Regions from separate parts of the Homo sapiens genome. Here region 1 is linked to region 2. A link is an interaction called in ENCODE POLR2A ChIA-PET data of the cell type or tissue named here. Cell type or tissue: Panc1. All regions are shown on one strand. Each heading gives the region's core, and the rest is flanking DNA. Links, peaks and the distances in the headings are about the cores only. Region 1 overlaps DNAH3 (dynein axonemal heavy chain 3). Region 2 overlaps DCUN1D3 (defective in cullin neddylation 1 domain containing 3).

The links. Peaks named below come from ENCODE experiments on the same cell type or tissue, not always from the same donor. Only the 100,000 strongest peaks of a DNase experiment are listed, where the experiment ranks them.
Region 1: POLR2A ChIA-PET joins it to region 2 with 8 read pairs; 4 of 35 experiments call an interaction of 5 or more read pairs at or near these places.

Annotation. Positions count from the first base shown.
Region 1 is chr16:20,995,373-21,003,372 of GRCh38, reverse strand. DNAH3 (dynein axonemal heavy chain 3) reads left to right here. Exons shown (of 62, transcript NM_001347886.2): 42 at 166-269; 43 at 2,855-3,149; 44 at 5,911-6,090. Among named protein-coding and RNA genes, the nearest start is that of LYRM1, 99 kb to the right of the region's middle. RefSeq lists a silencer at 1,876-1,935. In Panc1, for the core only: CTCF peaks have their summits at 1,706 and 1,905; a DNase peak (open chromatin) is centred at 1,842.
Region 2 is chr16:20,870,744-20,887,642 of GRCh38, reverse strand. All of the region lies in intron 1 of DCUN1D3 (defective in cullin neddylation 1 domain containing 3), which reads left to right. Among named protein-coding and RNA genes, the nearest start is that of DCUN1D3, 21 kb to the left of the region's middle. RefSeq lists enhancers at 8,571-8,640, 12,711-12,930, 13,181-13,280 and a silencer at 11,985-12,064. In Panc1, for the core only: no CTCF peak of the experiment used is centred there; no DNase peak of the experiment used is centred there; H3K27ac peaks cover 743 bases.

The DNA.
Region 1 (8,000 bases), core at 1-8,000, 120 kb before region 2:
CAGTTTATACACTTTCCAGCAATGTATAAGTTTCACCACAACTATGCCAGTACTGGTAGTTACACATTTTCATATGCTGATAACTGAGGGACTTAAAATCCTCAAATATGGGAGGCAAGTAAAGCCTTCATGTGCTAATGATCTGTTTTGTTTCTTTGGGTCCAGGAAGCATCTATGATTTTTATTTTATCAAACAAGCTAGTGGACATTGGGAAACGTGGACACAGTATATCACCAAAGAGGAGGAAAAAGTTCCAGCTGGTGCAAAGGTATAAAGAGAATCATTGGCCATGGAACTTTGGTTTCCAGAATCATCCAAATATTCTCTCAGGTGGAAGAATTAACAGTCTTTGCGAGGAGTTTTAAGGGCTTTCTTTAGAAAAATATTTAAACATGAGCTGCAGTGGACCTTCAAAAACATGGGCTTTAGAATCAGAGAGACACAGCATCCTTTCTCAGCTTCAATTTACTCAACCAAAAAATGGCGGTGGGGGGAACATTTATGGTTGCAGAGGTTGGAGGTGTTATACATGAACACATGGCACATGCTAGGGGCTACATCAGTGTTTGTTGCTATTCTGATTATTGTCGTTATCAGTAATACCAGGTACTGGCCAGGCGCAGTGGCTCACATCTGTAATCCCAGCACTTTGGGAGGCCAGGGCAGGAGGATCACCTGAGGTCAGGAGTGCAAGACCAGCCTGGCCAACATGGTGAAACCGCATCTCTACTAAAAATACAAAATTAGCTGGGCGTGGTGGCGCATGCCTGTAATCCCAGCTACTTGGGAGGCTGAGGCAGGAGAATCGCTTGAACTCCAGAGGCAGAGATTTCAGTGAGCCGAGATCGCGCCATTGCACTTCAGCCTGGGTGACAAGAGCAAAACTCTGTCTCAAAATAATAATAATAATAATAATAATAATAATAACAACACCAGATAGTCATCAGTGTGCTTCTCAGTTATCTCAGCAAAAAAGGATTCTTTGAATCCTCAGAGAAAGATTTTCTTGATCAGAATTCTCTGAAAAGTAGGTTTTGATTAATAAGTTTTCTGATTAGAAAATGATACACCTACAACTCCTGCTCTTTTCAATCCTTGTGGAACATTTTTTCAGAGAGCTTTTATGTCCCTGTTAGTAGAATCTAGTGGGCATAGTTTATCTTTCTGAAGTGACTGGAGATTGTTCAGGCCCTGGGTGGAGTGGTAGGTGGTGGAGAAAGTACAGATATTGACAACCAAGTCAGACACCACGCAGGACCACAGCTGTATGTGTAAGGATGTGTCAAGCAGGGTGAATGTGTGCTGACTTCAGGACACACCTTGGGGGCTGAGTGTTGTAAAGCAACCCCCAGCACTGAGGTCCTAAACTTTAATTCTCCAAAAAGAGCTTAGTCACTTGAGCTCCAGGGATTTGCAATCTTGCTGAATTAACACAAGTAAAAGAGTCCAATGAAGAAAATATCTTCAGTTCTGGAGATTTTTCCCTTGTCAAACAATTGTCCTAGTTCCTGAAAATAAACATCTATGAAACCCAACTTGCTTTAAACTCCCAGTCTTAGTAGCAAAATACGCATCTTGAACCTAGTTCTGCATTTAGCCTCACTTGCTGGCTATATGGCTTTGGATAAGTTAGCCAGTTTCTTCGAGCCTCATTTATTTCATCTGTGTTATTACATACCTGCCTTAGAAGGTTACTGGGAAGACTGTAGGGGGTAATACAGGCAAAACACCCATACTTAAGCACCTGTTACTTCTCTTCTTCTCAACTTTAATTCCCTTGTCTCATCTGTTTCTTTTCCTTTGATCAAATTGCTTGTAGAAAGAAGCTGAGCCTTTTTCTACCAGTATACATAGGGCCATTATGTCGCACAGACCTAGGTGGCGCTATTTGCATCACGGTCCAGTTTTGCTTTAGAAGGCACCATTGACATGATCCATGGTGTGAATGGTACTCTCTGTAGTTGTACAACACAGTGGCCCCAAGGTCTAGTCCCTTTCAGCCTAGACATAGAAGGAGACTTCAGTGTATGATATAATCATCTTCCCCCATAGAGGGACAAAATGTAGCCAAATGGCTGATGACAGGGTTCAAACTCAGAGAATCCAAGCCAAGGTCAGGTGCCCTGTCCAAATAGGGATTCCAGGAGCCCGAGACCCGGCCTTAAGAGTCCAACTGGGACCTGAATACCAGGAAAAGTGTGTATTAATACAATCCCCATATTGGAAAAGGCATGGGATTAGTAAGGGTGGGTCTTAGAACCAAGAATGTGAGTGTTGTAAAAAATAGATCAGAAACAAGCACAGATCATGGGGATTCAGGATCACACTTAAGCCCTCTGAGCCAGGCAGTGATGATGGCATAGGGGAGGTAGACCTTGCCTGGGACAAGGGAGACAAGTTGGTTCAGAGCAATGCTCTAGGAGCACAGCAGCTATGGACTGATCCTTACCACAACTGTTTATAATATGACCATTCAGTAGTGAAGACTGTAGACTTTGGAATCAGACAAGCTGGTATTCAAATCCCTGCATTTTCACTTACTTGCTGTGTTACTTGAGCAGGTTGCAGAAAGGCTCTCGACCCAGTCTTCTCATCTACAACACACAGACAGTAATGCCCAACTTTACATGCATGATCTTGTTTAATCCTCAAGCCAGCTCTGTGAATTAGGTGCCATTATTATCCCCTTTTCACAGATGAAGAAACTGAGGCCCATGGAGAGGTTAAAGACTCGCCTAAGGTCATAAAGATAGTAAGGGATGGAGCTAGAATGTAAACCCAGGTCTCTTGAATGCCAAGACCTCCAGCTTCCTGGGCCCACAACCGAGACTCTCCCATGTCTGTGTGGTACAGGTCTCAGAACTCATCATCCCCACAATGGAGACAGCCCGGCAGTCCTTCTTCTTGAAAACCTACTTAGACCATGAGATTCCAATGCTGTTCGTGGGTCCCACAGGCACTGGCAAATCAGCCATCACCAACAACTTCCTTCTCCACCTTCCCAAAAATACGTACCTACCCAACTGCATCAATTTCTCTGCCAGAACCTCAGCCAATCAGACCCAGGATATCATCATGTCCAAGCTGGATCGACGACGGAAGGGCCTTTTCGGGCCTCCCATAGGGAAGAAAGCAGTGGTGTTTGTGGGTAAGGCATTGGGCTGGGTCTGGACACAACCAGATTCTTCCACCATAAGCTGCAGCAAACTATAGCTTCTGCTTGTGGTGCCACTGTACATACCTTTACTCTCCCTGGGAGATCAAATATTTCCAGTTAATATAGCTTAGTATTCATTCTCTCCTCTTCTTTTTCTCCTTCCTCCTTCCCTCCCTCCCTCCCTCCTTTCCTTCTTCCCTCCTTTTCTCCTTCCTTCCTTCTTTCCTCCTTTTCTCCTTCCTTCCTTCTTTCTTTCCTTCCTCTCTTCCTTGTAGTGGAAGTAGTAATTTCAGAAGGGGGCTGTGCTGTTTGCCCGCTGGCATTTCCAAAAGCAACACACACCTTGTGATAAACCCCTTATTCCATTTTCTGTCAGATAAATGTGTTATCACTAAATGGAGGAACCTAATACTTGCCAAACATTTGTGAAATAAGCACAGTGAATTTTCCCAGGACTGTAACTATTTACAAAGCGTTTCCTCACTTCGGTCACTTGAGCCCCACAACCCTGTGAGCTTATTAACCATCATTGTCATTTTACTAGTCAGTGCATTGAGGCTCCAGAAGGTTAAATTTCCTGTTTGAGATCAAATATCTAGAACATTCTGGAGCTGTGACCCAGACCCAGGCTTTTTGGTGCCAAATACATTATATTTTCCACTATCTTGCTGTTGACACGTAGCGTTCTCATCTAGCAATAGTAATGCCCCACACTTCTGGATTATTTCAGGATATGCCTTTAAAACTCATGTATTCAGAGGAAATATTGCCTGAGTTCATGTCCTTGCCAACTAACAGCCCCTCAGAGGCAGGGGTCCTATTTTATTTTACATTCCTTTTCTCTTCCTCTTTTTCTCCTTTTCTCCATCTTGCTCTCCCTCCCTATTTTTATGGTATATTCAAAAACAGGGTAAGCTTTGCAGCCAAACAGATCTGGTTTCAAATCTTACTTTTTTGAGAGAGAGAATGTCTCACTCTGTTACCCAGGCTGGAGTGCAGTGGCACAATCACAGCTCACTGCAGCCTCCAACTCCTGGGCCCAAGTGATCCTACTACCTCAGCCTCCCAAGAAGCTGGGACTACAGGCACATGCCACCACTCTTGGCTAATTTTTCCATTCTTTGTAGAGACGGGGGTCTTGCTTTGTTACCCAGGTGGTCGAACTCCTGGCCTCAAGTGATCTTCCCGCCTTGGCCTCCCAAAGTGTTGGGATTACAGGTGTGAACCACCATGCCCAACTTCAAAGCTTACTTTTTAACCCTAGGTATATTGTGAGTTAACGTCCCTGACCCTCAGTTCCTCATCTTTAACATAGAGTTAATACTATCTTCCTTATAAAGTTATTATCGGATTATATGAGATAATGTATATAAAGCTCCTAAAATGTTACCCCACACAAACTGGGCATTCAAACAATTGTTTGTTGAAGAAAAACTAAAGGAGCCCCCCCCTTTTTTTTTTTTTTTTTTTTTTGAGACGGAGTCTTGCTTTGTCCCCCAGGCTGGAGTGCAGTGGTGCGATCTCGAAGAGCCCCCATTTCATTGAGTGCCTCTGATGTGCCAGGACTGAGTAATATACTACTGGGGAAAATGAGTCCCTGCCCTTCGGGAAGTCTTAATATATTCTTGTCATTTTGGTTTTCTCATCAAAAACCCCAGCTCAGGCTGGGTGTGGTGGCTCACGCCTGTAATCCCAGCATTTTGGGAGGCTGAGGCAGGTGGATCACCTGAGGTCAGGAGTTTGAGACCAGCCAGGCCAACATGGTGAAACCCCGTCTCTACTAAAAATACAAAAATTAGCTGGGCGTGGTGGTGCACACCTGTAGTCGCAGCTACTTGGAGGCTGAGGCAGGAGGACCACTTGAACCTGGGAGACAAAGTTGCAGTGAGCTGAGATCACACCTCTGCACTCCAGCCTGGGTGACAGAGCAAGACTGTCTCAAAAACAAAAACAAAACAAACAAACAAAAAACTCCAGCTCAAGGCCTAGGGTCTCATCATCTGTTGCTCCCATTGAAGTTCAACTATTACCTGCTGGTCAAATTAAATACTCTATTTGCTGGGAGCTTGACTGTTGCCATCATATGGGGAGGAATTAACAAAATGTCTAGCACATAGTAGACAATCTATTTTGCTTGACAGAAATGGGAAAAAATTAAATGCCTGTTTTCTTTTTGTTTTTCTCGTCTTTTCTATTTTCTTTTTGAGGCAGGGTCTCACTCTGTTGCCCAGGCTGGATGGAGTGCAGTGGCACAATCTTGGCTCACTGCAACCTCTGCCTCCGAGGCTCAAACAATCCTTTCATCTTAGCCTCCTGAGTATGGGACCACAGACATAAGCCACCATGCCTGACTAATTTTTTTTTTTTTTTTTTTTTTTTATGGAGACAGGGTTTCGCCATGTTGCACAGGCTGGTCTCGAACTCCTGAGCTCAAGCAATCTGCCTGCCTCGGCCTCCCACAGTGCTGGGATTATAGGCATGAGCCACCATGCCCGGCCAAGCCAGTTTGTTAATGTCAGTCTATGCATCCTTATAGTCACGTGGACAGAGATCTCAATGAGGCAGGAGAGCCCAGAACTCAGGAAAACCCCTTCCAATCTGGTCAGGGCATCCATTGACTAAGCCCTAACTGGAATGGGGAATGGAAACCTGGGAACAGATTCCCCTACAGGGGAATTGCCATCTGTTACCTCTGTAAGAGCAGAAGATGCCATGAACTTGCAATGGCTGTATCTGTGGTTTCTTTCCCCAGATGACCTCAACATGCCAGCCAAAGAGGTGTATGGGGCCCAGCCACCCATCGAGCTCCTGAGGCAGTGGATTGACCATGGTTACTGGTTTGACAAAAAAGACACAACCAGGCTGGACATCGTGGACATGCTGCTCGTGACAGCCATGGGGCCCCCCGGGGGAGGAAGGAATGACATTACTGGTATGTGAAGGGAAGAGCTCATTCCTCTTTCCCTCCATCCCCAGCAGAGCTGGGCCACCTTTATGAAAGGTGGGTTGGTGTGCCACAGTCTGTCCTGCCAAACCACGTGGCAGGAGCATGGAGCAGAAGCATGTGTAGGCTACAGGCTTCATGTTGGAAATTGTGTGAAATAGAAGGGGACGATGGCAAGAAGATGTGAGGAGTGTTTGGCTAGGCCCTAGAGAAACAGAGAGTCTCATAGGAAAAGGAGAGTTCAGTGTGGCCAGCATGTGTTCCGGGAGGGAGGCTCCATCCAGAAGCCTCAACTAGGGGTGCATGACAGTCATCCATTGTATTCGTTATAATTCTTTAGGTTGCCAGAGACAGAATGCCTAACCCAAAGTGCCCTAAGCAAAATTAATAACAATAAAAATAGCAAATAAATAATCAGTGGATATATTGCTTCACGTGCAACTTGATCCACCCAGTCCTATAGATCTGTACTTCTATTCTGATATACATTATTGGTTAAGAATCTTCATACTGAGTGGGTGCAGTGGCTCATACCTGTAATCTCAGCACTTTGGGAGGCCGAAGCGGGTAGATCGCTTGAGGCCAGGAGTTCGAGACTACCCTGGCCAACATGGCAAAACCCTATCTCTACTAAAAATAAAAAAATTAGCTGGGCTTGGTGGCTTGTGCCTGTAGTCCAGCTACTTGGGAGGCTGAGGCAGGACAATCGCTTGAACCCAAGAGGCAGAGGTTGCAGTGAGCCGAGATGGCACCACTGCACTCCAGCCTGGGCAACAGAATGAGACTCTGTCTCAAAAAAAAAAGTTAAGGATGGTAGCTGAGAGCATGGTTTGGCAGCTGACACAGGTCTGGGGTTGAGTAACCCAAAGCAGGCATTAATAAACCTTAACTACTGTTATCCCTATCATCAAAAGGTTAAGTTCACATAGCTACCAATAGTTCCAGATCAACAACATATAATTTAATGTAGAGAAAAATCTACACGTATCAGTATGTGTGTGTGTAGATGGTATATACACATGCTAGCTACATATATATGTATTATATTATCTACATGATTTTTAACACATGTATGTATAAAAAACTATGGAAAGAATTTCAGGGAAATGGCAGCCACAAAGGCTGCACAGTTTTCAGATCTTCCCAAATCGTCACATAAAAACAGAGCAACTAGGTAGCAAAACCAGAAAGCTATAAACAACACTTACAACAAAGCTAGTTTGCAAGGTATCCCCACAGATTCCAAAATACAAATTGGGTGACAGCAAACCACTGACAGCTGCAAGACGTGCAATTATCTGCACCTGTGCAGGAGAACGCAGCGGGAAGGAATGGACCTGAGAGGAAGAACCAAAAGCTAGTCAGCAGGTTTGCACTGCAAAGTGTGCTGGCCCATGTGAGAGGAGAAGCTGAAGTTTACAGGGTTTTCACCTGCTGAAACTAGTGACTGCAGTGACCCAGCCCATGGTGAGCTCTGAAGGGGATGCTAGCCCCCGTGATTTCTCAAAACTGACCAGTCAGGTGTCCCCTTCCAAGGCAGGACCCTATATTGAAGAGAAATTGCTGGTAGCTGAATCAGAATGGAGAAGGTTAAGATGAATAGAAACAAAGCAAAGAGAAGGTCCAAATAAAAGAGAGAGAGGGAAAAAAGGCGGAAATTTTCAGAAAGCAACTCACTATATTTTTGAACATATAAGAAACCAAGAGAGTCTGGGCGCAGTGGCTCATGCCTATAATCTCAACACTTTGGGAGGCCAAAGTGGGCAGATCTCAAGAGGCCAGGAGTTCGAGACCAGCCTGGCCAAGATGGCGAAACCCCATCTCTACTAAAAATACAAAAATTAGCCGGGCATGATGCACACCTGTTATCCCAGCTACCCGGGAGGCTGAAGCACAAG
Region 2 (16,899 bases), core at 3,945-11,944:
CTAATTCTTCCTGTAGCTCAAGAACCAAGACAGTCTACTGTAGTGGGACTACCATTGGATTAAGTCCTTAGTTCTAGTCTAGACTCTGCCACCATTGCTGCTTTTCCTTGGGCAGATCACATCCCCTCTCAGTCTGTTTCTTTAACTATGACATAAAGGATTTAGGACTAAATCACTGTTTCTCAAAGTGTGGCTTTGGTTACACTTGTAATTTATGTGTTGCTGAAATGAATACTCATGTGTTTTTTTACTGCTGATGGTGCATAAGATGATTTTTGGTGGCACATGATGAATACTTTTCATTTACTAGTTCTGTTTTTTATTGTATTTACTTACTTTTTGAGATGGAATCTTGCTCTGTCTCCCAGGCTGGAGTGCAGTGGCGCTATCTTGGCTCACTGCAACCTCTGCCTCCTGGGTTCAAGTGATTCTCCTGCCTCAGCCTCCCGAGTAGCTGGGATTACAGGCACCCGCCACCACGCCCTGCTAATTTTTGTAACAGGGTTGCACCATGTTGGCCAGGCTGGTCTTGAACTCCTTACCTCAGGCGATCCACCCTCCTTGGCCTCCCAAAGTGCTGGGATTACAGGTGTGAGCCACAGCGCCCAGCCTACTAGTTCTGTTTTTTAATGTGTATGAATGAAAACATAACTATCATATCACACCTATGAATTCATGGACAATAGTGCTTAGGATGATACTAAAGTCATGTCAAAGACAAAATTGCAACCAATTTAGTTTCCAGATCTCAACTGGCTGTATTGCAATTCTAGAATTGGGCAATGTTTCATTCCATAATATAGAATAAGTGTTTAGATGAGCTAAAGCAGGAGTTGGCTTTATAGACAGAAGGGCTGAAGAAAGCAGAAGCAAAGAACAAAGAGTGTATCAGTCCTTTTAAAGCTGCTTTTCTTGTAAGGCAGGACAGGGAAACAGAACAATAGAGAAATAACTGAATAGTTAACATTAGATTACTTCAGACTTTTGTGTGTGTTTGTGTGTAAGGTTTAAAACTAGGGAACTTCATTATCGTGCCAGTTGAAGATTTAAACATGGAGTTTGGGAAGTTGGATGTTATCTCTTTCTCCTGGTTTCTGGGAAGGTCAGATAACAAACTTAGTTTGGGCATGAATGACTCCATTTTGATTTTTAGTCTGGTCTCTTGGAGCCTAGTGCAGGAGCTTAGTCCAGAACCATGGTCTTCTATCATTTTTATTTAACAGTAGATGCAGTTTTTAAAGAAGCTTTTAAGAAAAATATTAGGTGAACAGTAGATGGGATGGTAAAGATGGGATATGAATGGCTGAAGTTTGTAGGTTCCAAGACTCAGTAACTCTAGTGCAGCGCCACACCTTATTCAATGAAGTCTTTGTGGTGATGGCCACTGCTGAGCAGGTCCCGATTTCAGGACTTAAAGACTTGCCTTCAGAAGTCTCAGGCAAAAAAATAAAGACTTGACTAACTCAAGCAAATTGACAAATTTCTTTTTTTGCATTTGTGACAAAAATACCCACAAGTAGGTTATGTAGAATTTAAAATACCATAGCCATTAGTATTGGTGGCCTTTTTTTTTTTTTTCAATGAAAAAATGAATAATATTGTTTACTCTTTCACCTTTAGCAGTTTCCCGGCTACCTGGATTGCTCCTCAGTTCCTCATTGTTTGCTGTTGGGACTCCCCATGTTAGAAGTAAAGTTAGGGTCTGACTTGTTCTGTTGGGGTGGGAGAAAAAGCCTAATTGCTTCTTGAACCCAAGCCAGTGCATGGATTCAAGGCTCTGTCCCATCTCAAGAGCTGACCTGTAGATTACTTCTTCCTGGTGACTGCTTTAAAGGGACAGTGGGATATGTGCCCTAAAATGATGTTAAACACTGAGGCAGGCAGTATTTAAAATCTCATTTCACTTTGTCATATTGCTCATAATTCAACATAGTGGGGTCTTGAGAAGGGAAACGAGTAGTAGTAGAAATGATACAGACTACTGTGGGAGGCACTTGCTTTTTCAGTAAAACCCAGAATAAAATGGAAATCTCTGTTAAGCAATAGAAGCCGAAAAAGCTGCTTTCAGATGTAGTTTATGTTTTTTTTTTTTTAAAGCCTTAATTACCTGTAGTCCCTAAACATTTTCTGTGTATCTTTACACTGTCATCTTTTATTATCTACAGTTGGGGATTGGTCTGTGTTTGCAAGTGATCTTGTTCTGAGTTAACACGCTGTAAAGGGCCATGGATCTGGTATAGCTCCTTGTAATAAGTTATTTAGTGTTTCAGATTTTAGTTTTAAAAAATTGCTATAAAGATGGATCCAAGTCTGATAGGTCCCTGTGCCAAGTGTTACTAGTGAAGATTAGGTTAAAATAGAGCAAAATGCCGGGTGCAATGGCTCACACCTGTAATCCCAGCACTTTTGGGAGACTGAGGCGGGCGGAATCACGAGGTAAAGAGATGGAGACCATCCTGGCCAACATGGTGAAACCATGTCTCTACTAAAAATACAAAAATTAGCCGAGTATGGTGGCGGGTGCCCGTAGTCCCAGCTACTCAGGAGGCTGAGGCAGGAGAATTGCTTGAACCCAGGAGGCAGAGGTTGCAGAGAGCCAAGATTGTGCCATTGTACTCCAGCCTGGTGACAGAGCCAGACTCCGTCTCAAAAAAAAAAAAAAAAAGCAAAATGGTGGCAGTGATATAGCCCAACATTATTCTCCTAATTTATTTTATTTATTTATTTTGAGATGGGGTCTTACTCTGTTGCCCAGGCTGAGTGCAGTAGCCTAATCATGGTTCCCTGCAACCTCGAACTTCATTTATTTAATACAAGGTTTCTACATGACTTCATAATGAGAAACTCTCAAATGTTCCCCAACTGAGGTGGGATCTGTGCTTCAATTCCTCATACTTTGTAAATTTCGATTTTGTCATTCTTACTGTCTTGTCTCAGAGAGGTGTCGTGACCTGTGTCATTGGGCACATTGGCAAGGTGGAAAAAGCCTTTTACTGAAGGCTGTGTTTTGCAGGATTACAAGTCTGCCTTCCCACTAAGATCTAATTGATGACACGCAGCAAGCATCCTTTGAGCAGATTTTGAGTTCAAACCAAGCAACTCCTTGGATATACAATTATAAGACCACCTTACTTGTAGATGTCAGGTTTCTAGAACAGCCTATTTCCTGTGGTATGGAAGTTAGTCATTATGTGTAGGCAATGGTTGATGAGTCTGGATACATTCTGAAAGGGGAGGGGCCGAGTTGTGACATTCACCCTTGGTCTGCAGACCAAGTTTTGCAAAGCTAGAGTGGGGCTGTTTGTTTTCTTCTCTTCTTGGGAAATTGCCATTGGATCAGTTTGTCTTGGTTAAGATCTTTTGTGGGTAGCTGAGCAGTTGGGCTTTTAAAGATGAAAGCCACATGAAAGAAGACTGTTCTTTCCTAGTCATACAAATGATTATCTCCATGGTCGTATAATCTCCATAAGAAGTATGAGCATTCGAGACCACACATTTAAAAACTTAACATATAACAGAGTCAGAAGGAAAGATGTACAACATAGTGGCAGAGGTCAGTACCTTTACAAGCCATTCTTACATGTTCCAGCACCACTTATCGCGGTCTTCTCATGGTAGAATAACCTTTTAGTTTATCCAGAATCTTTTCACTCCTAAAATAAAGCCCTTTTAGGATGTTAGAAACTTGAATATTCATGGCAACTTCAAGTAAAAAAATAAAAATGTTTAATTGAAGACTTAATCTTTAACTCTGACTTTAAAACTTTCCTAGTCAAAGAGCTGGAGTTGCTTAATTTATCAGAGCATTTGCTTTTCCAAGTTCACAGCTCTCAATCGTTGATTGGCCTAGCAGAAAGAGATAATAAAAAGTTGTGCAACAGGTAAAAATCTTTCCAGTTGCCTTTTCCCCATTTGGAAGGAAACCTGTTTTTCTTTCCTTCTGAACAGTTTGGCCTAAGCTCCTCCCCTTTCTGATTTGCATATTTGCTATTTTCATACAGTACTTCAATTGATTCACTCAACAGAAAGTTCTAAAGATCTCCAGTATTTAATACTTCTGATACAACCAGCTTAAGCAAAAGAATTTTCAATTATGATAGCAGTTTAACAGAACAAAAATTTTTTTTTTTGAGATGGAGTTGCGCTCTGTCACCCAGGCTGGAGTGCAGTGGCTCGACCTCGGCTCACTGCAAGCTCCGCCTCTCAGGTTCATGCCATTCTCCTGCCCCAGCCTCCCTAGTAGCTGGGACTACAGGTGCCCGCCACCATGCCCGGCTAAATGTTTTGTATTTTTAGTAGAGACGGGGTTTCACCGTGTTAGCCAGGATGGTCTCGATCTCCTGACCTCGTGATCCGTCCGCCTCGGCCTCCCAAAGTGCTGGGATTACAGGCGTGAGCCACCGCATCCGGCCAGAACAAAACTTTCAAAAACACACTTTTAAAGTACTGAAGTTACTGAAACTCTGAAACCTGAAATGCTCCAAAATTTAGAACTTTTGATCCCTGACATGAGGCCCAAAGGAAATGCTCATTGAAGAATTTCAGATTTCAGATTTTCATATTAGGGATGCTCTACTGGTAAGTACAATGTTAATATTCTAAAATCTGAAGTTCAAAATCCAGAACACTTCTGGTCTCAAGCATTTGGGATAAGGGATACTCAACCTGTACAAGATATTTTCTCCCTAAGAAGAACCAGACTGTTATTTTTAAGTTAGAAATCTATAAGCAAAAGACTGGCATTCTCAGACAGAATGTGGACCATTCATAGGGTACTTCTGAAACTAAAAACCAGTTTTGTAAGCTAAAAAATGTTGGCCTCCAAAATGTAATGCTTTCATGGTTGTATTCAAAGTGAAGCGTATGTATTCTGAATTTTTCTGAAAGACTGACTCTAGGATTGGACACATCGTGTTTCAGGAAGAAGAAATGTGTTTATATGTTGCCAGCTACTTGTTCCAATAATTTTTAGTGCCTATTGTAGATCTTGCTCTTAAGGACTTTATTGTCTGGTTGGAACATAAGATAGTGACAATTAGAAAATGTTGTAAAACCAGTGCTGTAAAAATAGCAGTGCTGGCCGGGCATGGTGGCTCACGCCTATAATCCCAGCACTTTGGGAGGCTGAGGTGGGCAGATCACCTGAGGTCAGGAGTTCGAGACCAGTCTGACCAACATGGAGATACCCCGTCTCTACTAAAAAATATATATATATATACAAAATTAGCAGAGTGTGGTGGCACATGCCTGTAATCCCAGCTACTCGGGAGGCTGAGGCAGGAGAATTGCTTGAACCCGGGAGGTGGAGGTTTTGGTGAGCTGAGATTGCACCATTGCACTCCAGCCTGGGTGACAAAAGCGAAACTCTATCTCAAAAAAAAAAAAAAAAATAGCAATGTTATAAATGAAGGTGCTCAGGGGCAGAGAGGCTCTCAGTCAGGAAGGAGTCCTGTGGGAAGTAAAATCCCAGCATAAGGCATGAAAGACTAGAGAAAGGAATGGGGAGGGATTCTGAGCAGTGGTAACAGTGTGTATAAGACTAGGCCGGGCACGGTGGCTCATGCCTGTAATCCCAGTACTTTGGGAGGCTGAGGCGGGCAGATCACAAGGTCAGGAGTTTGAGACCAGCCTGACCAACACGGCAAAACCCCATCTCAACTAAAAATACAAGAATTAGCTGGGCGTGGTACCATGCGCCTGTAATCCTGGCTACTTGGGAGGCTGAGGTAGGAGAATCGCTTGAACCTGGGAGGCGGAGGTTGCAGTGAGCCAAAATTGTACCACTGCACTCCAGCACGCGTGACAGAGTGAGATTCTGTCTCAAAAAATAAAAAAGTAAACACATTTCCCCACCTAACTGAAAGGATGTTTGAAATTAGGGGAGCAGTTTGGTGAATTTCCTCTGTCTCTGTCACAGGCTAAGGGCTTGCATAAGCTGCTTTAGTTCTGAGCTTATTTCCTCATCCGTAAAATAGGGATAGCCATAGGAACCTCCGAGAGTAGCTGTGGAGAGTAAATGCTATCATGACTGTAAAATGCCTAACGTTGTTTCAGGCACAATAAAGGTGATGGAGGGAACGTTTATCAAGCTTGGTTGAGATTTCCAAGCTATGGGTCATATCTCATTGGTGGGTTATAAGCAACAATTAAAAACAAAATGGGAAAAAAAGAAAACAAATAGTGCAAATCAGTGCATCATAGAAGTAAGGGTAAATATTGAGTAGATTATTTATTTTGAGACAGGATCTTGCTCTGTCACCCAGGCTGGAGTGCAGTGGCACACTCATCGGTCATTGTAACCTCAAATTCCTGGGCTCAAGCAGTTCTCTCCCCTCAGCCTCCTGAGTAGCTGGGACTAGAGGTGTACATCATCACACCCACTTAATTGTTTTAAATTTTTTTGTAGAGACAGAGTATCGCTGTGTTGCCCAGGCTTGGGTAAATATTTAAAAGGTTAAATATTCATGGAACTTTTCTTTGAGTTGTACATGGCTTTATATGTGTGCATTGGGTAAGGATATAAAATATATTTCTCACTGAAGGTTGCAGTTAAAGTTTGAAAACTACTTGTATAGTCCAAACTCTCATTTCTCAGTGACTCAAAGACTTAGCACACCAAAGCAAACAAAAAACCACTCTATCGGAGTATGCTGTTTTGAAAGAAGCAATTTAAACCTTCAGGCTTAAAAAAAAATAGCTTTGAAAAGCATCCTTAATTTAAGAGTCTGAATTTTGGCTCTGCTGCTTACTATCTCCTAGGGTATTATTATTGGAGAGTTGGATTGTTTTATTAGTTGATATGTGTAAAAATGTTTTGAGAATGATGCCTGGTACGTAGTAAACCTTGGGAAACTATTTGTGGATGTTACTATGTAAAAGTGGTAGTACTCTGCATTTAGGTAGATTTGTGCAGTGCACTAGGGACATAGTAGGTGCTTATTTTCCATTTGATTCTTTAGAAAGTATCTCTTAGATGCCAGTTAGCCATTTTCTTTTCTTTTTTCTTTTTTCTGTTTTTTTTTTTTTTTTTTTTTTTTTGAGACAGGGTCTTACTCTGTCACCCTGGCTGGAGTACCCAGGCATGATCACTGCTCACTGCAGTCTCAGCCCTCTGGGCCCAAGGGATCCTCCTATCTCAGTCTCCCAAGTAGCTGGGACCACAGACATGTACCACCAAGGCTGGCTAATTTTTTTATTTGTGATTTTGTAGAAATTGGGTCTCCCTATGTTGCCCAAGCTGGTCTCGAACTACTGGGCTCAAGCAGTCCTCCTGCCTTGGTCTCCCAAAGTGCTGGGTCTGCAGGTGTGAGCCTTCGCATTATGCCAAGTTGACCCTTTTTGTGTCATCATACACATTCCCTGTCTTCTTGGAGCTTGCAGTCTAAGATGCTGTCACTAAAATGACAACAGCCTTTCTCTTCTATGTACTTTTTATATTTGACTATTTGCTTGGGAGCCATGAATGTTTTTGTCCCAAGGGAATAAATAATGTGTAATGCATTTAAGCCTTGGACGCACGATAGACATAATAAAGTATATTATAATAAAATGTCATCTTAGGCACTTAAAAAATTCGGTTTAAGGACTTACTGGGAGGGAGAAATTACGGAACATTTTCTTTTCTGGTTCTTAAAATATGTTTTTGGCCTGGAAGAAACAAGTGTCAAAGTTGTTTTTAAGATTATTAGGTTGACTTCTCTTACAGTGAGTAGTTGGTGTCAGCAAATTGATTTGCAATGAGAAAGATGACTGTGCCTTTTGCTGAGCAGTGGTGGATAATGAGACTTCCACTTCAATAAGCCCATTGGCAATACCGAGTCATAACCTGGGTGAATAGGAGTTAATCTTGGCTGCCTGGCAGAAGTGGATTTGTTATATAATTTATGATACCCAGAAATCCTTTGGGGAGGTCTTTATTATCTTATTATCATGACAGTATCCATCTATGCCTGAAGATTAATTTTTGTTGTTCTCATCTAGTTCCACCAGAGCGATTCTCCTAACTGAAAGGGTAGTGACTTGTTAAATGCCTGCATTTGGCTTTTGCTTTGACACAAAGGTATGCTAATCAAGATTGGATGTTAGCAATCCAGAAATATTTCAGTTAGTGATTTATTAATAGTTTAGAGATTTTTTTTTCTCCTGTTAAACTGACTTCTGAAAAATGAGTCATATTCAGGGTTTCAAACATTTCCTCTTTGACCAGCCTCAAAAAAGGTTTATCAGTGTTTGTCTTGTAGATTGTTGCTGCAATTCATTTGTGTCAGTTCTGCCACTGCTGAAACAAACACAAGAGGGGTATCAGTTTGGTTTTCCATCATTTGACACAAGCGGACTTCTTAATTCTGTCACTGGTGGACGATCACTGTTAAACAAGCCGGTACTATTTTTTATGACTCACTGAGAAGTCATGTGGTAGTGTGATACCCCGTCTCCAGCTACCAGTGTTTAAACTTGTAATTTTCAATATATTGTGTTAAAACAGACTTCTAATTCTGGCTATTTTTCTTTTCAATTTTAGGCCTAAAATTGGAAGCTCTGTTTTTATAAAACAGCCTCCTAGAAAAGTCACCGGTGTTGCTATTCTCTTTCTACCCCAAATATCATAACTGGGCCTGGGGGCGGGCAGAGTAAGAGCTGGCTGTTTCACATGGTTAAGCAGAATGTGTGGGTCTGCCAGCCAGCGGAGGTGGAATCTGCCCTTTGCTTTCTCAGCAAGTACCTCTGGCTTTGGGGGCCCCGTTGAGGACTTTAGTTGTTGGCCTTTCTCGCAGTCATGTGAAACAAAGTTCATTGTCTCTGGTGGCTGTAAAGAGATGGAGGACCTTTATTGTCTGTATCACTTACCCTCTTTGATAAGGTATGTGCTTCAGCCCTCCAAGTTAAAAGTCACTCTGTCATCAAGTGAACAGTGGTATAACATCTCAAGAGGTGTAACACTGGCCATGAGTCCTTGTGTTTTAAGCAGTTGAATTCGTATTTAAAGCAAGTAGTATGCAGTATTCAAAAAAGCTGCTGGCTGTTGCTCCTGCATCTCTAGACACCTTAAATATGATGCCTTTATTTGTTGAGGTGGGGAAGATGCAGTTCAGACCAGCAGCCTGAGGCTTTTCACTGGAGTGTTCCCAGTTGGTGAGCCCCTTGGTCTTCCTAGAGTGCAGTGCATGGCTGTGGCTTCAGTAAACCCTTGGACATAACACCCTGACTGAAAAGAGAGGCAGAAGTGATTTCCATTAATGTGAATTTTTTCTAAGATCCTGAGGTACAGGTCAAAAAGAGACATGACAGGTTGAACATCTCCCTATGTCAGCTTCATATTCTGGCTTTTGCTGTATTTGAGGTGAAAATTAGCTTGTGAAGTGAGGAGAGATGGACCTGTGTACTGCTGGCTGAGAAGCTGTGTTTGTATCACATTATCTGAGAAACTCATAAGGTAAAGAATAATTGGAGTAATAAGATAATCCTCTCCTCTCTTTCCTCTCTGAAGGTAGTGGGTGCTTCGAATGGGGGGAGTCCAAGAAAAAATAGACCTTAAGAATCAGGGCTGGGCCCAGTGCTCACACCCATAAACCAAGTGCTTTGGGAGACTGAGGCAGAAGGATTGCTTGAGCCCAGGAGTTCGAGACCAGCCTGGGCAACATAGCAAGACCCTGTCTGTACAAAAATAAAAATGAAAAAAGTAGCTGGGTGTGGCACCATGTGCCTGTAGTCTTAGCTGCTTTGGGAGGCTAAGGTGGGAGGATCGTTTAAGCCCAGAAGTTTGAAGTTAACAGTGAGTTATGATTGCACCACTGCACTCTGGGCTGGCAACAGAGCCAGATCCTGTCTCTAAAAAGAAAAAATCAGCTCTTGAGAACTGAATTGAGTTCTGCATTCTTAGGACTCAACTCCCTTTACTCTTTCCTGTTGAGTGTTTGTTGACATCATCCTATAATTTGAATTGGTATAAATAGCTACCATTTATTGAGTATTAATTGTGTGTGAGAAAGTGCTAAACATCTCAGATTCAGCATTTATTCAATCACGAGTTAATATATTTAAAGCAATAAAGCCTTGTACAGAGCATGTGCTCAGTATCAGTGACTATTATTCCTTCTACAGATACTTATCAATGTGCCATGTGCCACATAGCCTAGGTGCACAGGGTAAAGTGGCGAATAAGGCAGGTAAAATGCCTGCTATTAGAGGGAGCAGGCAATAAATAAGTCAGCAAATTAGAATTTCACAGAGTTGTAAGTGCCGTGAAGAAGTAAAACAGCGTTGTGCTGAATTAGAGGGAAGTGGCATTTGGATTGGTTGAACATGGAACACATGTCAGCACGTGAACTGAGACCCATCTCATATGAAGCAGCCATTTATTCTTCACCGTGACCTTTTTTTTTTCATCGCAGAACTCAGTCCCATTTTTTTGTTAATTGATAAATAATATATGTAGTTTTGAGACATGTGATAATATGATACATTCACATTATGTGTAAAAATCAAATCAGGGTAATTGGGATATTATATCACCTTAAATATTTATCTTTTCTTTATGCCGGGATCATTTAAATTATTCTCTTCCACCTATTTTGAAATGTACATTAGATTATTGTTGACTGGAGTCACCCTACTGATTTTTCCAACGCTAGGTCTTACTTCTGTTTGTACCCACTAACCCACTTCTTTTCATCTCCCCTCCCGCTCCCCTTCCCTGCCTCTGGTAACTACCTAGAGAAGATAACTGTCTCTCTCTTCCTGAGATCCACTTTTTTAGCTCACACATGAGTGAGAACATGTGCTATTTGTCTTTCTGTGCTTGGTTTATTTCACTTAACGTAATGACCTCTAGTTCCAACCGTGTTGCCTATGACAGGGTTTCATACTTTTTTATGGCTGAATAATATTCCATTGTGTATATGTACCACATTTTCTTTATCCATTCATCCATGGATGGGCACTCAGGTGGATTCCATATTTTGGCTATTGTGAATAATGCTACAATAAACATGGGAGTGCAGATCTCTCCAGTATATTGATTTTCTTTCCTTTGCACATATACCTAGTAGTGCAATTGCTGGATCATACAGTAGTTCTATTTTCAGTTTTTTGAGGGCCCTTTATACTGTTTTCCATAGTGGCTATACTCATTAACATTTCCACCAACAGTATACGAGGGTTCCCATTTTTCCACATCCTTGCCATTCATTATTCTGTTTTTTTTTTTTTTCATAACCATTTTAACTGGGGTGAGATAATATTTCGTTGTGGCTTTTATTTACATTTCTGTGATGATTAGTGATGTTGAGCATTTTTTCGTATACCTGCTGGCTATTTTCATGTCTCCTTTTGAGAAACATCTATTCAGATCTTTTGCCCATTTAAAAATCAGATTAGAGTCGGGCACAGTGGCTCGAGCCTGTAATCCCAGCACTTTGGGAGGCTGAGGCAGGCGGATCACCTGAGGTCAGGAGTTTGAGACCAGCCTGGCCAACATGGTGAAACACTGTCTCTACTGAAAATACAAAAATGAGCTGGGCCTGGTGGCATGCGCCTGTAATCCCAGCTACTCGAGAGGCTAAGGCAAGAGAATCACTTGAACCTCGGAGGTGATTGGTTGCAGTGAGCCGAGATCATGCCACTGCACTCCAGCGTGGGTGACAGAGTGAGACTCTGTCTCAAAAAAAATAAATAAATAAAATAAAAATCAGATTATTATTATTATTATTTTGCTATTAAGTTGTTTGAGCTCCTTATATATTCTGGCTGTTAATCCCTCGTCAGATGGATAGTTTGCAGATTTTTTTTCCCATTCTGTGGATTGTCTCTTCACATTGTTGATTGTTTACTTTGCTGTGTAGAAGCTTTTTAGCTTGATATAACCCCATTTGTCTCTTTTTGCTTTGGTTGCCTGTGCTTTTAAGGTCTTACACAAAAAATCTTTGCCCAGACCAGTGTCCTAGATCATTTCCCCAGTGTTTTCTTCTAGTAGTTTCATAGTTTCATGTCTTATATTTAAATCTTCAATCCACTTTGATTTGATTTTTGTATATAGTGTGAGAGAGGGGATCTAGTTTTATTCTTCTGCATATAGTCATTTAGTTCACAGTGATTTGTTTTAGTTCCCGTTTTCAACTGAGAAGACTGAGATGGAATATGGTTAAGTGTGAGCTAGAGAGTTGGTAGAGCTGGGCTGTACAAACCTAGTCATTTTGCATCCAATGCATGTACTTTCCCTCCTGGAAGGCACATGACTATACTGGAGCAGCTGAAGGAGCTGCAATATCTGTGCAACTGGTTTTTGAGTGAGAGAATTGAATGTTGGTTGCAGAACAGTCAAGACACTGAACGCAATTCAGAAAAGTTGCATGTAATTTCATGGACCCCCTATTGTTGGATGCAACATTTGTGTGTGTGTGTGTGTGTGTGTGTGTGTGTGTGTGTGTGTGTGTGCATGAGCGCACGCAGTTTATTCTGGGGCCATAGTTGTCTTTGAGTCTTCAGACTTATTGATGACTGAAAGAACTTATGGTGCTGCTGCTTTATTTTATAAATTTTTTATGTTGTTTCTTAAAATAGGGCATAGCTGCTAGGGCAGGGTTTTAATAGACAGCATTGTGGTGGCCATTAGGTGGCAGCAATTTTGGCAGGTCATGTGGGTGGGAAGTGGGCAGGAACGAATCATCAGATGTCTTACTTTGCAAAGCTTGCAGTACCACAGTGCCTTCCAACAGGTATAGAGCTCCATTTTTAATTACCTGCTTATCTTTGCACATGTTAATGTACTCTGGGGCCTCATGCTACATGAGCATTTGTGAAAATAAGTAACTTAAAAAAAAAAATCAAAGCCTAAACCTTGGGGCCTCAAGTTTCAACCTGCAGAGAACGTATTCAAATAAAGATGTGCAAACATGAGCATTTCCTGTCAGTCTTTGAAACTTAAACACTTTCTTAATAGGCTCTTCGGCATGTAAAATCAAAGAGAAATTGTCTCAGTGATAGGAATTGAAACCAAGAGGGTAGCCAAGTTCAGGTTAGATTTGGGCTTTCAGTTTCATGGGATATGGTTTAGATCAAATACCTGTTTCAGCTGGAAGGTTGATCATGTTATTGTACAGAGAAAGACTTCTGAGAGATTTTTGCTTTCAGCCTTTCACATGGTGTCTGAATGCTGGGACGGGGTTCCTCTTTGGGAACAAGATGATGACAGCAAATATGTACACAATAGAATAAAGCTCCTGAAGTATTCTGTGGCATATCTACTTGAAGGAGGTCTAACGGTGTAAAAATTGCAATTGGAAAGATTCTTGTAGCCAGTTAGTCATACCATCTTTTAAATAGCATCCTACTGGTCCACGTAGTTATAATGGAATTTGACAGCTTTCATGAACTTGGGATCATTGGTCCTGTTGTTCAGCTAAGGGTCCTATGATATATTCGACTAGAAATTGTGGCCTAGTCAGTTGGTTCTGAACCATGAATCAGAACATCTGGCAATTAGATCTTCTCTCTCTTTGCTCTCTGAATAGAAGAGATCTGAGTGACATAGCTGTGTCTTGGTAGGGACTCTTTCAGTTGTGATAGAAAACCTGATATCTAACTTATGCAAAGGAGAGTTTGTTGGCTCACACCTGTGAAGTTCAGGCTTTGATCTTGACTCTAGGAACAGTTGGATTCAGGGTGTAAATAATGCCTTCAAAATTCAGTTTCCCTTTGTCTCTTCATACTGCTTTCCACTTGGTGATTTCATTTTTGGGTTCTACATGCATTTGAGCTGAGCCCCATGTGATAAACAGGGACCATTTAATCCTCACAGTGACCCCCTAGGCATTCTTATTTTCTCTGGTAGCTCTTTCTGGTAGCATCTCCAGCCTCCTGTATTTTCAGGGTTGAGATTCTGTCTGGCTGGCTTGTCATGGGCATATCCTGGGTCCAGTCATTAAAGCCAGGGGCATGTGAGGCCTTGGTGGGGCTGAGTCCCATAGTTCTTTATGAACCCCACCCAGCCATATGGCCGAGAGCGAGGGAAAAGGATCTGCTGGTGAAAATTGGGTAATCACCTGATGAAGAGCCTGGATGCTGGGAAGGCAGACACGTCTGCTACAAATCTGTCCTTTGACCCAGTCTGCAGCTTGACAGCCCATGTTAGTCTTCACACTAAATCCAGCCCATTGACCATTTCCAGGCATTCCACATTTCTCTTTTGAATGAGCCTCTTGCTCCCTGGGAATGTGAATCACTCAATCCATGGGCCAGACCCTTCTACCCCTGATGTTAAACCTTTGATAAGGGGACTGTTACTCATTAGACCTTAAGATGGTCATCATCTTTGTCCTCTTCTTTTCCTTGGAGGGAGTGTGAGGAGGAAGTTGATCTTCTTTTGAAAGAATAAATTGAGGAAATTTAGATATAAGTGAAAGATGTCTTTAGGATTAAGCTGCTTTTCTCCCCATTCCCCCATCATTTAAAAACACTTCCTTAAAATCCCTGGAGCCAGAATCACTGGATCATTGGATTGGTTAGTTGTTTTTTTTTTTTTTTTTGAGACAGAGTCTCGCTCTGTAGCCCAGGCTGGAGTGCAGTGGCACAGTCTTCCTCACTGCTACCTCTGCCTCCCAGGTCCCACTTCAAGCAGTTCTCCTGCCTCAGGTTCCCAAGTAGCTGGGATTACAGGCATGTGCCACCATGCCCAGCTAATTTTTGTATTTTTAGTAGAGACGGGGTTTCACCATGTTGGCCAGGCTGGTCTTGAACTCCTGACCTCGTGATCCACCTGCCTTGGCCTCCCAAAGTGCTGGGATTGCAGGCGTGAGCCACTGCGCCTAGCCTGGTTAGCCTTTTTGATGTGATTCGCAGTGAAGCAAGACTGAAAGGATATACTCCAAAATATTAACCGTAGGTGGTGAAATTAGTGATTGGCTTTTTTTTTCTTTATGCCTCTCTGTACTTTCTAAACTTCACAAAATAATTATGTAATACTTTTGAATTTGCCAGCAGGAAAGAGAGTCTAGTGACCTCACTTTTCTGACCAGGTTACTGATGTGGTTGAAAGCAGGAATTCTTTTATTGTGTGGATCTTTTCTGTCCCTCTTCCTCTTCCTGTCTGCTATGCATTAGCAGTCAACCTCCATCGTGGGGAAAAAGCTGATAAATGTGGTCTTAATGGATTTAGATTTTTTTTTTTTTTTTTAAGAATTAGCAAACATTAAGAGGTTGATTGGTTACCACGTGGTGAACCTGAGGCCTACTTAGAGGCCTTTGGCTCCCGAAACCACATATCTACATTTGTGGTCATCCAGGTGCCCTTTAAGACATTTGGATGCAGTCATTTATCATCTGTATGTTGTGTTCCTTCGTCGTCTTTGGACTCATTTCATAATTTCCTTTCTTGCCTTTTACTTAGATGCAAAAATCTAACCTTATCTCCAGTTCACTAATTTTCAGTGAGTTGCTGACTCCCAAGTTCTCAGAAGGTGATTGAAAAATGAGCAGTTGATGTGGTAATTGGGTGTTTTGAGGACTAATCAGCTACAATCAGGTAAACCTCCAGGGTGGCTGATAACCATATGCTGACTGGAAGGAGGGTATTAGTGCTAATCAGTGGTTTACTTTCAGTGGGCTCTACTGAGGCTCCATCCTAAGGAATAAAACAAGCTGCAAGCTTATAACGGAGATGAAGAGTGCAGCAGGCATGCCGTTTTTATTAGAGTTAAGGTTCAGTACAAATCCAGGATGGCTTTCTGGTTTTAAACAGGGAAAGTCACTGGAAAAGCTGGTGTGAAAACAAAGAATGACCTAGAAATTTGGTGCCCATTTATGATGCTCCCCCTTGCACATAAGTGGGTAGTTAGAAATGCCCAGATCAATAGTGACAGCAAAAAATATTTCAAGTATGGGTCAGTGAAATGATATAGCCCTTTTTTGGTTATTTTGAGTTATGTGGGATTAAACATGTAGCTCAGTTTGGAAGCCCAGAGACCAAAAAAATGGTTCATTATTTGGTATTTGGAAACTTTATAGTATGTGCGTGTGTTGGCTTGGCTGTATTTGGCAAGTAGGCATTTGTTCTAGCCAGCCCACACTGGCTTCAGTCCTGAGGCCTCAACTGGACATATATTCTTAGTAGTGAATTCAAAGGGTGCAATGCGAGGGACATTGAGAACACTTTCAAAAAGAAATGACTTTATGCTAAACTGGCTGGTCTTAGTCATGTGACCTAAGATGATTTTTATAGAAACATAGCCAGTTTTCTTTTTTAAAAGTTTTCTCTGTCCTCCCTACCCCCTTTCTCCCTTCCTTCCTCCCTCTTTTCTTTTGCACTTTTGAGATTGGTTGATGTAAAAAGTCATGGGTTCCTCCCCAACCCTAACTGGAACTGCTGTTGCTTGTTGCTGCTGTACATTTTAGGACAAAAAGTCTTTTAAAAGCTGGAAAATAGAAGCAGACGGGTCTCGTTTGCTTTGGCAGAGGGATCAACTTTCCCTCCCAAGTAGCTCTGGGTAAGACCTAATCTCCAAAGGTGATCTTTGAAGTCTTAAGTTGGAAGTGGCAGCAGCAACTGTGCATTTAAAGTGTTCCCTCAGTCTTCCTTGTTATTTTTGCACATTTACTTTCTAGGAAGTAGTTTACAAATGGACACCAGCCATATTCCGTCTTTTTCTCAGGTCATTCAGAGTCTTGCTCCCAGGTGGGATCAAGGGGCTCCTGTGGTCCTTGAGACTCTCCGGAGGATGGCTGTGCCAGTACAACCGCCTCAGCCCCTGGCAGCTGTAGAAAAGCTGTCTGAGGAATTCATGTACTTATGTTCTCTGGCCTTTGGGTATCTGACATATGTAGGAAGAAATAAAAAGCTGCACCCAGCTAGCTCTACAAACTATTTAGATGAAAGTTGAAAAGATGGGCTTTTTATATTGTTAATAT